Regions from separate parts of the Homo sapiens genome. Here region 2 is linked to region 1. The links are chromatin contacts, found by Hi-C in ENCODE. All regions are on one chromosome and are shown on one strand. Each heading gives the region's core, a stretch centred on a gene start or an enhancer-like site at or near the end of the contact. The rest is flanking DNA. Distances are from core to core; before and after follow the strand shown. Region 1 overlaps SPMIP7 (sperm microtubule inner protein 7). Region 2 overlaps EGFR (epidermal growth factor receptor).

Region 1 (4,619 bases), core at 1,064-3,563:
AGGCTTAAGTAGGTAGTTCAGAGGAAGGAATGTGAAGAATAATGAATATTCTTGCCATGATAGCACACAAGTTGGTTTACACAGATTATTTCCTAGGAGGTGGGTAAGGCTTATGGGACAGGCCCAGCATGAAGCTCCATCCTGTGTGCTGCAAGGAGTTGAGGAAAATAAGATTTAAATTGTATTTCAAAGTCCAAGAACACAACATTTACAGATCATGAGGCTCTGTGTAATAGCCTACCATCTTTGCAGAGTCGTATCAACGCCATGGCCTCAGCTTACTGTGCTGGCCTCAGGGAGGAATAAGAAAGGCCACCATCATGAACTTGCCCCCAGGGAGGAAAGGGCCAGTGGGCAGATTGCAAATTTCATTCATCTCAGTGGCTTTCACTTGCCATCCTTGGACCTTTCTCTGAGAGCAGGACATCCTTGTGGCATGGTTCCCTATTCAAAATTGGTGCCCAGACAAAATGCAACACAGTAGCAACAAGCAAACCTCTGTGGGTGGTGGAGGAATGGTTCTTCAATGGCTGCCTTGGTTATATCCATGACCTTCCCACACGACCAGTAAGCCACACAAAGCCTTCTCCAGGAACCACTTATCTTAGGAGTAATTTTCAAAATTTGGAGCTTATAGGAGTTGCTCCTGAAAGTATCAGGTGACAAGGCAGGCAGAAGAGAGGTTAGTGAAAGGGGTGTGTGCTTAAGGGTTGGGAGGAAGATTCAGTCCCCGGTTCCCCATGTCATCTCTGGGATCTGGACTGGACATAGTCTTTTGGAGCCTTCTAGCCTCAGCCTGACCCCGGGTAGTGATACCAACCGGAAGGACTTGGGTGAGGGAGAAGTGGAAACGAGAAGGATTCACACTGCAATTTCTTGGTGTCCTTCCCACATTGATTATGTGCAAGTATCAGAATGTTAGGGGGAAAATACATATCAGGCAGGGAATTGCACTAATAAATCTCCTAATTCTCTTCCAGCTGTGTAATTTATGACTCTGTTGGTGATGACTTATTGGCTTGCAGGTGATATAATCAAGGACACCCAGAGACTAACAAAGTGAAGGGAAATTACATCTATGGCAACAGCAGAATAAACAGTACAAAATAACAGATTTTGTGAGACTAGGAAAATAAGGCAGCTAAAGAGTGGGGGCAGCCCACTGCATCGAGAAGCAGGCTTCTGTGGCAAGCCTGACTCTGCCCCTTAACCAACTGTGAGGTTTTACTCCAGTGAAGAAAGCTCTCTGGGCTTCAGCTCGGTCAACTGCAGCATGAAGAGGACAACACTAACCTCTTAGGGGCACTCTGGGGATTAGAGGAGACTTCAATGAATATGAAAACAGCTAGCAAATTGTTAGCACTTAATAGATGCTAAACTAATTTCAGTTGAAATACAGTAATTTAAAGAAATAAAACATTTACAAAATAAGGGCCATGCACATGGGGATTGCAAAGTTTATCCAGTACAGACAGCTGAAAAGATGCTAAGACAGAGGTTCCCAATGGTGCTGCACACTGACATCTCAGAGGCATCTTGAAAGGTACCAATGCCTGGCTCCCACTCCCACATTTTTTTTTTTTTTAGATGGAATCTCGCTGTATTGCCCAGGCTGGAGTACAGTGGCACAATCTCGGCTCACTGCAACTTCCACCTCCTGGGTTCAAGTGGTTCTCCTGCCTCAGCCTCCTGAGTAGCTGCTATTACAGGTGTGCACCACCATGCCCAGCTAACTTTTGTATTTTTAGTAGAGTCGGGGTTTCACCCTGTTGGTCAGGCTGGTCTTGAACTCCTGACCTTGTGATCCACCCGCCTCGGCCTCCCAAAGTGCTGGGATTACAGACGTGAGCCACCGTGCCCGGCCCAGCCCCATATTTTAATGTAACTAGTAAGTGGTGTAGCCTGAGCACTGGGACTTTTGACAGCTCTCCAGATGATTCTCCTGTGCTGCTAAGTTCAGGAGCCTCTGTTTTACAGCCACATTGTCAAGCTTGCTGGAGGGACCTAGGTGAGTGAACTGAAGCTGCTGAATTCTAGGCAGTGCCCTGCAGGATTTTTTGGAATTTTGTTGGAAAAGTGCAGCTGTAAGTTAGAGAGGTAACCCAGAATGAGGCAAAGTTATTCATGCGTGTGTCTCTCCCCCAACCATTCATTAAAGCTTCCATGCATGTTACAAAGGAAATCCCCTCCATCTGTGTGAAAGGTTTTTTCCACTGCCTTTGAAAACACCTGCAGAATTAAAATGCCTCTAAAGTCATATCCTGCCATCAGAGCAGTTAAGAAGTCAGAGGGATGGACGCAGGCCATCTGTCAATCACATGAAAGGCTTGATAAAAAACATTGCACAGCCTCTGTGCCTCTGTGGCATGCATGTTATTGATGCTAAATGGTATCATATGTTACATTGTCTTAATGCTATTAGATTACATCATATTTAATAATAACATTTCATGGAAGATTAGACTGATTAGCTGCTCAGTCTTGGGAATGAATTCAGTTGCATAATAAATTGCCAAATATTTGAAAACGAAAGTCCTCACCCACACTGCTTCTAAATCTACTCCATTTAACCCTGGCACATATGGCCATAACAAGGGGAATTTTGCCATCTTAAGTGCAACACAGCGACCTTATATTAAGAGGAGAATACTCTCTGGGGAACACTTTAGACTGCTGCTGATAGGAGATATTATTTTTCAGCTGGAGGGAACAAAGCTATTAAAGATACTGAAACATACAAGCCGGGAAATGGATTTCCAGGTTAGTCGCATGTTCAAAGAATTCCACTCCCCATTTGAGGAAAGTAGAGAGACGCAGAGACCCACTTAAAAATAAGAAGTCTTCATTTTTGCCTTTGCTCCACAGCTTCTAGTCCTTTAAATACCTTATTTTGTACTCCCTAGTTCCAAATAAGCCAGGATTTTGTTCACTAATTGATAAATTTGAATATATTATTGCCCAAGTCTACAATGAATTGGTTCTCAACCAAACATGATAAAATAGAAATTAAGTAATTTAAGAAAATCAAGAAGTTTAGTAACTCAGAAGAAGGGAGCACAGATGGTATATAAGTTAAATATGAGAGGAAAAATGTGGAGAAAACCATGTTATACGTAGAATATATGTATTGTATATGTGCATAAAATTTAGGCATGCATAGAAATTCTCACTCTACACTGTAAACATGACTAATAGTCATTGAGTATGTTCTATATTCCAGGCACCCTTTTAAATGCTTGATGTAAATTGACTGTTTAATTCTCACAACAATCTTGTGTCATAGGTCCTATGATCATGTCCATTTTATAGATGGAGAAACTGACACAGAGAAAGTCTAAGTATCATGGCCAGCACCAACCAAGCTGGCAAGTGGTAGAACTGGACCTCAGTGCAACTGAACTGAATAGGAAGGACCATTGGCATTACTCCCAGCCCAGCCAGGAGAGCCTCATTAGCTCACAGTGGGCTGCAATTATACAGGGTGGGGTGTAAGTGCAGGTTCAAATCAATGTGATAGTCTTTTATTTAGAGCCATTCTATATCAGCTACAGTTCTAGGCAGACATCAAGCTGACTTAGCTCCCAACAGCTTTCACACTAATACTTTTAATTTAAAAAATGCACATTTAAATGTTTAAAGATCCCAAGTGAACAAAGACCATGGATGCGACATAAGGGAGGGGGGTGTGAGACAGACACATTTAATTCCAGGGCTGCCCTGACCAGCTGTGTGAACTTAGACCTCAACTGAAGTTTTCTCAGGCATCCTCACCTATAATTGGCCATCAGTCAGGGTAGCTGCACTCCCTTGGAGGGTGCTGGGGGCGATGTGATGCAAGTAAAGGCCTGGCACAGTGCCCAGCATGCAGCAGGTGCAGACCCATGTGAGAGGAGCAGCAGGTCATGGATGGAAGTTAGGGTGGGCAAGGGGAGCAGAAAGTGGGAGACGGAGGAAGAGTAGTAAATTCCAGGCTTGGACTTTAAGGAGGGTCAGCCCAGAGGGCTGAGAGAAGGGAAGGACTGCAGAGAACTGTGAGGCAGATGTGGCTGGAGGGGAAAAGACAGGAGTCCATTGTGAGTTGGGGTTTGTCTGATTTTATTGTTCAATGACAAATGCAAATAAAACTGGAATCATTTTGCAATGACTTTGATCACTGGATTGCATTTTTCTGAATATCATAAGATGTCGTGGCCACAAGATATTTTTTAGGAATTGCAGGTTTATTGATTATTCTCTTCATCTGGTGGGTATATTCTTTCCTCCTGTGTTCTTGGGATCTTCAATTCTTCCATTTAGGAGGGAATGTAGAAACAGTATAACTCAAAGCTCCAAGAACCCATTATTTGCCAAAGGCAGAAGCCACGTTTAATGTGAGTTAAGGCAAGAGCTTGCCCTGGGGATTAAGAGGCCAGTTCTCTGGACTTTTTACCACTCATGAAATGAGTGATCTTGGCTCTTTATGCCATTTCCTCTGGCCTCAGCCTCCTCATCTGCAAAATGGGGATAGAACTTGCACCTTCATTTCTGGCCTCATCACACTATTTGAAAAACAAATGAGGGAGTGTGTGAAAGTAGTCTGAAAAGGCAGAAGTATTGGGCTGATCTAAGGAACTACTATT
Region 2 (4,788 bases), core at 1,546-4,045, 4.9 Mb before region 1:
ATGACAACAGCTAATGATGGAGTGGCAGGCATTATGAAAATAGATAAGCGGGTGGTCAGAGCTCTGATGGAAATTATGTTGTAGTATATATATTCTGACATACGAAGAACTCTTCAGGAGTGAATGAACCATGTGCTCTACTAATGAAGTTCAAAGGGAAAGAAACTACAGTATTCCTCAGTGGGGGTGGGTGCCATGCACAATAAGTAGGTTTCATTGCAATGAGCATTGAAAATCACCTAGATGATAATAGGCGAAGGGGTGTGAGTATGTTGTTTTGTTTGCTTGGCTACTTTTGGTTGGTGTGTATGTGTAAAAATAGGCCTATCAGATGATGGAATAAAAAGAGGAATCTTTTTCTGGACATTAGTTGTGTTTCTAAGTCTAGGCCACAGAGTGTCCTAAAAATTGTAATCATTAAAGTTAATATGCCTAACAGTGCTTATCAGGATTTTTTTTCCAACCAATGAAACTAGATTTTACTGGTGCCCTTGAGTCTTGATAATAAAACTCAAGGACATCAGTCTTGTATTTGCCTGCATTTCCCATTAGATTGAAGGAAGTTACAAGGCTTTCTTGGGTTTTAAGAATATTTGACATGCGTTACCATTTCTGTTGATTTATTCATTTGTACTGAGAATCATATTTTAATTCAGAATTTCAGCAAGGTGTAGGCTTGAAAAATAAAGCCCTCATGCAGCTTGGATTTCGTATTAATACATCTCAAGCTTGTACAACACTACTAACAGAATGTTATAATAAACCATACCAGTATCCCAAAGAGATGCTTTAATACCAAATGTCTCATTTATAACAAATTACTAATGGACAATTGCTAGGCTGGACAAGTGAACAAGGACAATTAATTGAGGTAAACAGGCTTGGACATTTCCAGTTGAATGGAAATTTCCACGCGATGTGCTTGCTTGTCTCTTTGTAAAGAACTGTTGTGCAGAGTTCCACTATTGCACCCCCACCCCTTGAAAGCCAGCCCATCTAATTTAATGCTCTTTTTAGCTCAGCAAATTCTGATTTGGAGAGTTGATGTGCATGGATTTTTGTGCAATCTTATTTACAAATCAACTGAAAAAAAAATAAAGAGTTCCAATCCCAGAGTACACTGTGTAGCTCTGAGCGTGCCAGAGAAGGCAGCTGTGGTGCACTTGTGATGGCCTCTGAGGGCTCTGGGTGCTGTCCTCACTACGGTGGTAGGTTCTGCTGCCTGAGTGTATCCATTACAGGAACTCGAGCTTTGGGTGGCCCATTATAACCCAGCTCAAGAGGATGTGTCTCCAAGTTTCAGGAGGAACATAGCTGTACATCAGCTGCAATGTTCCTGTGACCTAATCTAGGGGGAAATTCAGATTGGTAAATTTGTTCCAAAACACATTGTTGCATTGTTGTGGTAGTGGTTGCTAAGTCCATTCCCCAGTGAATATATTCTGAAATTAGATATAAACTATCTATATTATAAAAGCCCTAAAACAGGAAATTCTGTCATGTTGGTCACAGCTCAATTAATAAAATGACCTCCATACAAAGAAGGGTTCAGAGTGAATGAAAAGTGGCCACCGGTGTGGAGGAAGCTGGAGGCCTTCACAGATAAGTTAGGCCCAAACTGTCCTAGGTAGTATCCTCTGGTTGGTGGAATTCTTTGAAACATTTTTTTTTTTTTTTTTAGCTCCTGCTTCAACTTTAATTTGCTCTGCCCTTTAGAAGAATGCAGGCTGCAACCGTGGCCCCTGCCCTGGCCCTGGCTGCCCACTGATGGTCTGGGCTACCTACACACCCTTTGGCCTTCTATTCAGTTACTTACAAATGCTCTTTAAAAGTCTTAAGAAGATGACAAAGTGATTTTACTGGTATTGTGAGTTATTTTAGTTGCTCTTATACTGATTTTCCATGAATGTGATTGTTTTAATAGTAACCTTTGCCAAAGATTTCTAAAATAGATTTCTAAAATACCATGCAATCTCAAGGTTCAAATTCTGGATGAAAATAATGTTTTGTTGAAATGATCTTCCAAAGAGAACACCGTGCTTGGTAATTAGAATGACAGGTTAAGCATTATTCTTCAACTACCATAAGGAAAAATAATCTTGTCTTTGCCACCTAATTGATTTGCTTACTAATTGATTTAAAATGTCCTTTCACTTTAATGAGTCTGTCTATTTACAGTGGTAGTTTATAAGGTTAAAGTATGCATTCCCAAATATTAGATATTCTTTAATCATGTCGTATATCCAAGTTGAAAACAGTAGGTATTTGGGGAGCAAGCAAGACGATATTTAAAATAATTAGGTATTTTTTAAAAATTCATATTATTCTCAAAAATAATTCTGGAAAGACTTCGGTGGCCTTTCACATTGAATGAGAGAATATGATGTCACCACTTACACTTTCTGTTTCTGTTTTATGTTCACAAACCAGGCCAGGGGGCCAGCTGTAAACCCACATTCTATTTTGATTACATTGTCATAACTTTCAGTTCTAACTGGAGAAAGCCAGAATTTAAATCTAGCCAGAGTATTAATGCTGCTCAACCAGGAGGGAAATGAAAGTGGGATCTCAGAGTGAACATGTGGTCCTTCCGAATTTCCTCCTGGACCTGGACAGGACTCATGGTCGAACCCGAGATCCTGAAACATTTTCACCGTGACTCAGAGTGAGCAGGAAGGGTGGGGCTGGCCTCTTTGTTTTCTCACAAGGTTAATAGCGTGTACCTTAGAATGAGCCAGAGCGCAGCAGGGGTAACAGCACATGGCTTAGCCTTCGCGAGGCAGATGTGGTGAATGAGCCGTTGAGACCGCCCCTGACAACGTCAGGCTGTTTGCAGTACCCATGGGCCTCGCCCTCTCCAGACTAGGGGAAGGGTGTGTCTGAGATGCAATCTAAGAAATGATCATTCTTTAAATTCTAAAGGTGAAGAGATGTAAACAGCATTTTAATTATAATTTGCCTAAAATGTGTTTCTTGTAGAGGATAGGCATCCCTGTGCACATGCAAAATCTTGGAAGAAAAATATATGTTGAGAAGGCTTGACTAAGGGACAGAACAAATAGCACGCTGGTTTTCTGTTTTCCTTAACGCTGATAAGGTCAGAAGAGCTGTGAATGTCTCTATGTAATTAACAGGGTGCAAAAGAACAGGAACGAGATTCAGGGGACTCCAGAAAGAACTTTAATTTCTGTTCCTTGGTTTCCTCATGGGACACATGGGACGAAGTATTAATAGCTATAAATGCCCATAACAACTGAGATTTGATAGTAAATTCCAAATTAAGTTAACACTTGAACTTTATAAAAAATACACACTTCATTTCCCTATGGGCCATATACAAAATGTGAGCTGCAATCAAAGTCCTGGCTAGGGAGTTTCTGGTAACGTGTCTGTATTATGGGATGTACACACTGAGAAAAGCATTGATCACTGCACCTGCAGAAGCCTTTCCAGCATGTGCCTCACCCACATACTGCCTGAAAGTCTTCTGAGAATCATTCTATAGTCACAAAAAAATCCCCTGGGAAGGTCCTACACTCATACCTATTTTACAGATTGAGGAAGTGGGTTGAGAGGCTTGATAACTTGTGCAAGGCAGCGTGGCTGGTAAGCAGACACTCTTCACAATTGCACTATGCTGTCTGCAATATCCAACTGCCCTTTCCTTGATCCGGCACATAGTTTGAATTGAGGGAAGTCTTTCAGTATTTAGAAAAATCACAGATGACTAAATGGTAAAATAGCAGAAACAATGAGTGAGAAGTTAGATATTTGCTTCATTCCAAGGGAAGAGAAACGACAAAGTAGTCAGGTAGTTAGCCAAAAGCTCAGCCTCCAAGAGCAGTCAGATATAGCAAAGCCTGAGAATTCCTTATCTAAAAGTAGTGAAATGTGAAAGGCTAACATGAGAAATTTCATCCTGATTATAAGGAAATTTTCCAGACAGTGAAGTGAATTGAACTGTAATCATGTACCTAAAAAGAAATCATGAAAGTCCTTTGTGTATGGCATTTTAGAAACTGACAAGCACACAGGAAAGAAGGCAGGTTCACTGACTCCAGACATCTTTCCATCTGCACTATCTTTTTAAGGATTACTTTAAGGACCTCAAAAGGAGACAAAACAGCAGACTGTTAAAAGCAGCCGTCAATATTTATCTAAACACAATGAAGCAACTGCTTGTGCTACGACAAGCAGTAATAAAATGATGGGACTACCACTGTTGGTCCTATTAGTGGAAACAATTAATAGAAAAATGGGCCAACATGAAACTGTTGGTAACTTTGTAAGGGAAAATCACTTCCCTAAAAAAGGGAACGGCATCAGCATCACCACTCATGAGAGCAATGATTGACACTTCACATGCACCAGCAAACCTCATCCAGCCCGCAGCCCTCTGAGGAAAGCACTGCTGACAGCTCCATGGTGCCCACCAGAAAATGCAGGTGCAGCTGCTTCAGGAGCTTACTCAAGTCCCACAGCTGGTAAGTGGGACAGCTGGGATTTGCACCACATTCCTCTGACTCTGATGAACGTGCTTTTGTCCGTGATATAATGCCACAAATAGAGCTCTAAAATCCACCTTGAGTAGGCAGTATACTCCAAAGTTGTGCAGAGTACAGACTAGTAATAGGTACAATTGCTAGTAATAGCTACAACGCTTAAACTGATGTTGCATACATTTAAAATTAAGTTTGCATTTGAACTTGATAAAACGTGTGCATTTAACTTACTTCCCTGCAGGTCACATACGAAATGAGAGCTGGATTCCAAGGCCTAACCAGGGAG

Evidence for each region. Hi-C counts contacts between places; a loop is a spot of excess contacts on that map. Pooled maps may share reads with other maps.
Region 2: a map with no recorded cell type shows a loop between it and region 1 (10-fold over the local background). The contact joins two enhancer-like sites. A Hi-C loop is called at or near these places in 2 of 37 single-sample maps with no recorded cell type and 2 of 50 pooled maps.

What each region holds. Positions count from the first base shown.
Region 1 is chr7:50,146,110-50,150,728 of GRCh38, reverse strand. The region is part of intron 7 of SPMIP7 (sperm microtubule inner protein 7); the gene reads right to left. Among named protein-coding and RNA genes, the nearest start is that of SPMIP7, 53 kb to the right of the region's middle. Within about 2 kb of position 2,313, at least 2 of the 41 ENCODE cell types and tissues checked have a DNase peak (open chromatin) inside an H3K27ac peak, as active enhancers do.
Region 2 is chr7:55,072,083-55,076,870 of GRCh38, reverse strand. All of the region lies in intron 1 of EGFR (epidermal growth factor receptor), which reads right to left. Among named protein-coding and RNA genes, the nearest start is that of EGFR, 55 kb to the right of the region's middle. RefSeq lists enhancers at 2,313-2,482, 1,995-3,194. Within about 2 kb of position 2,795, at least 33 of the 41 ENCODE cell types and tissues checked have a DNase peak (open chromatin) inside an H3K27ac peak, as active enhancers do.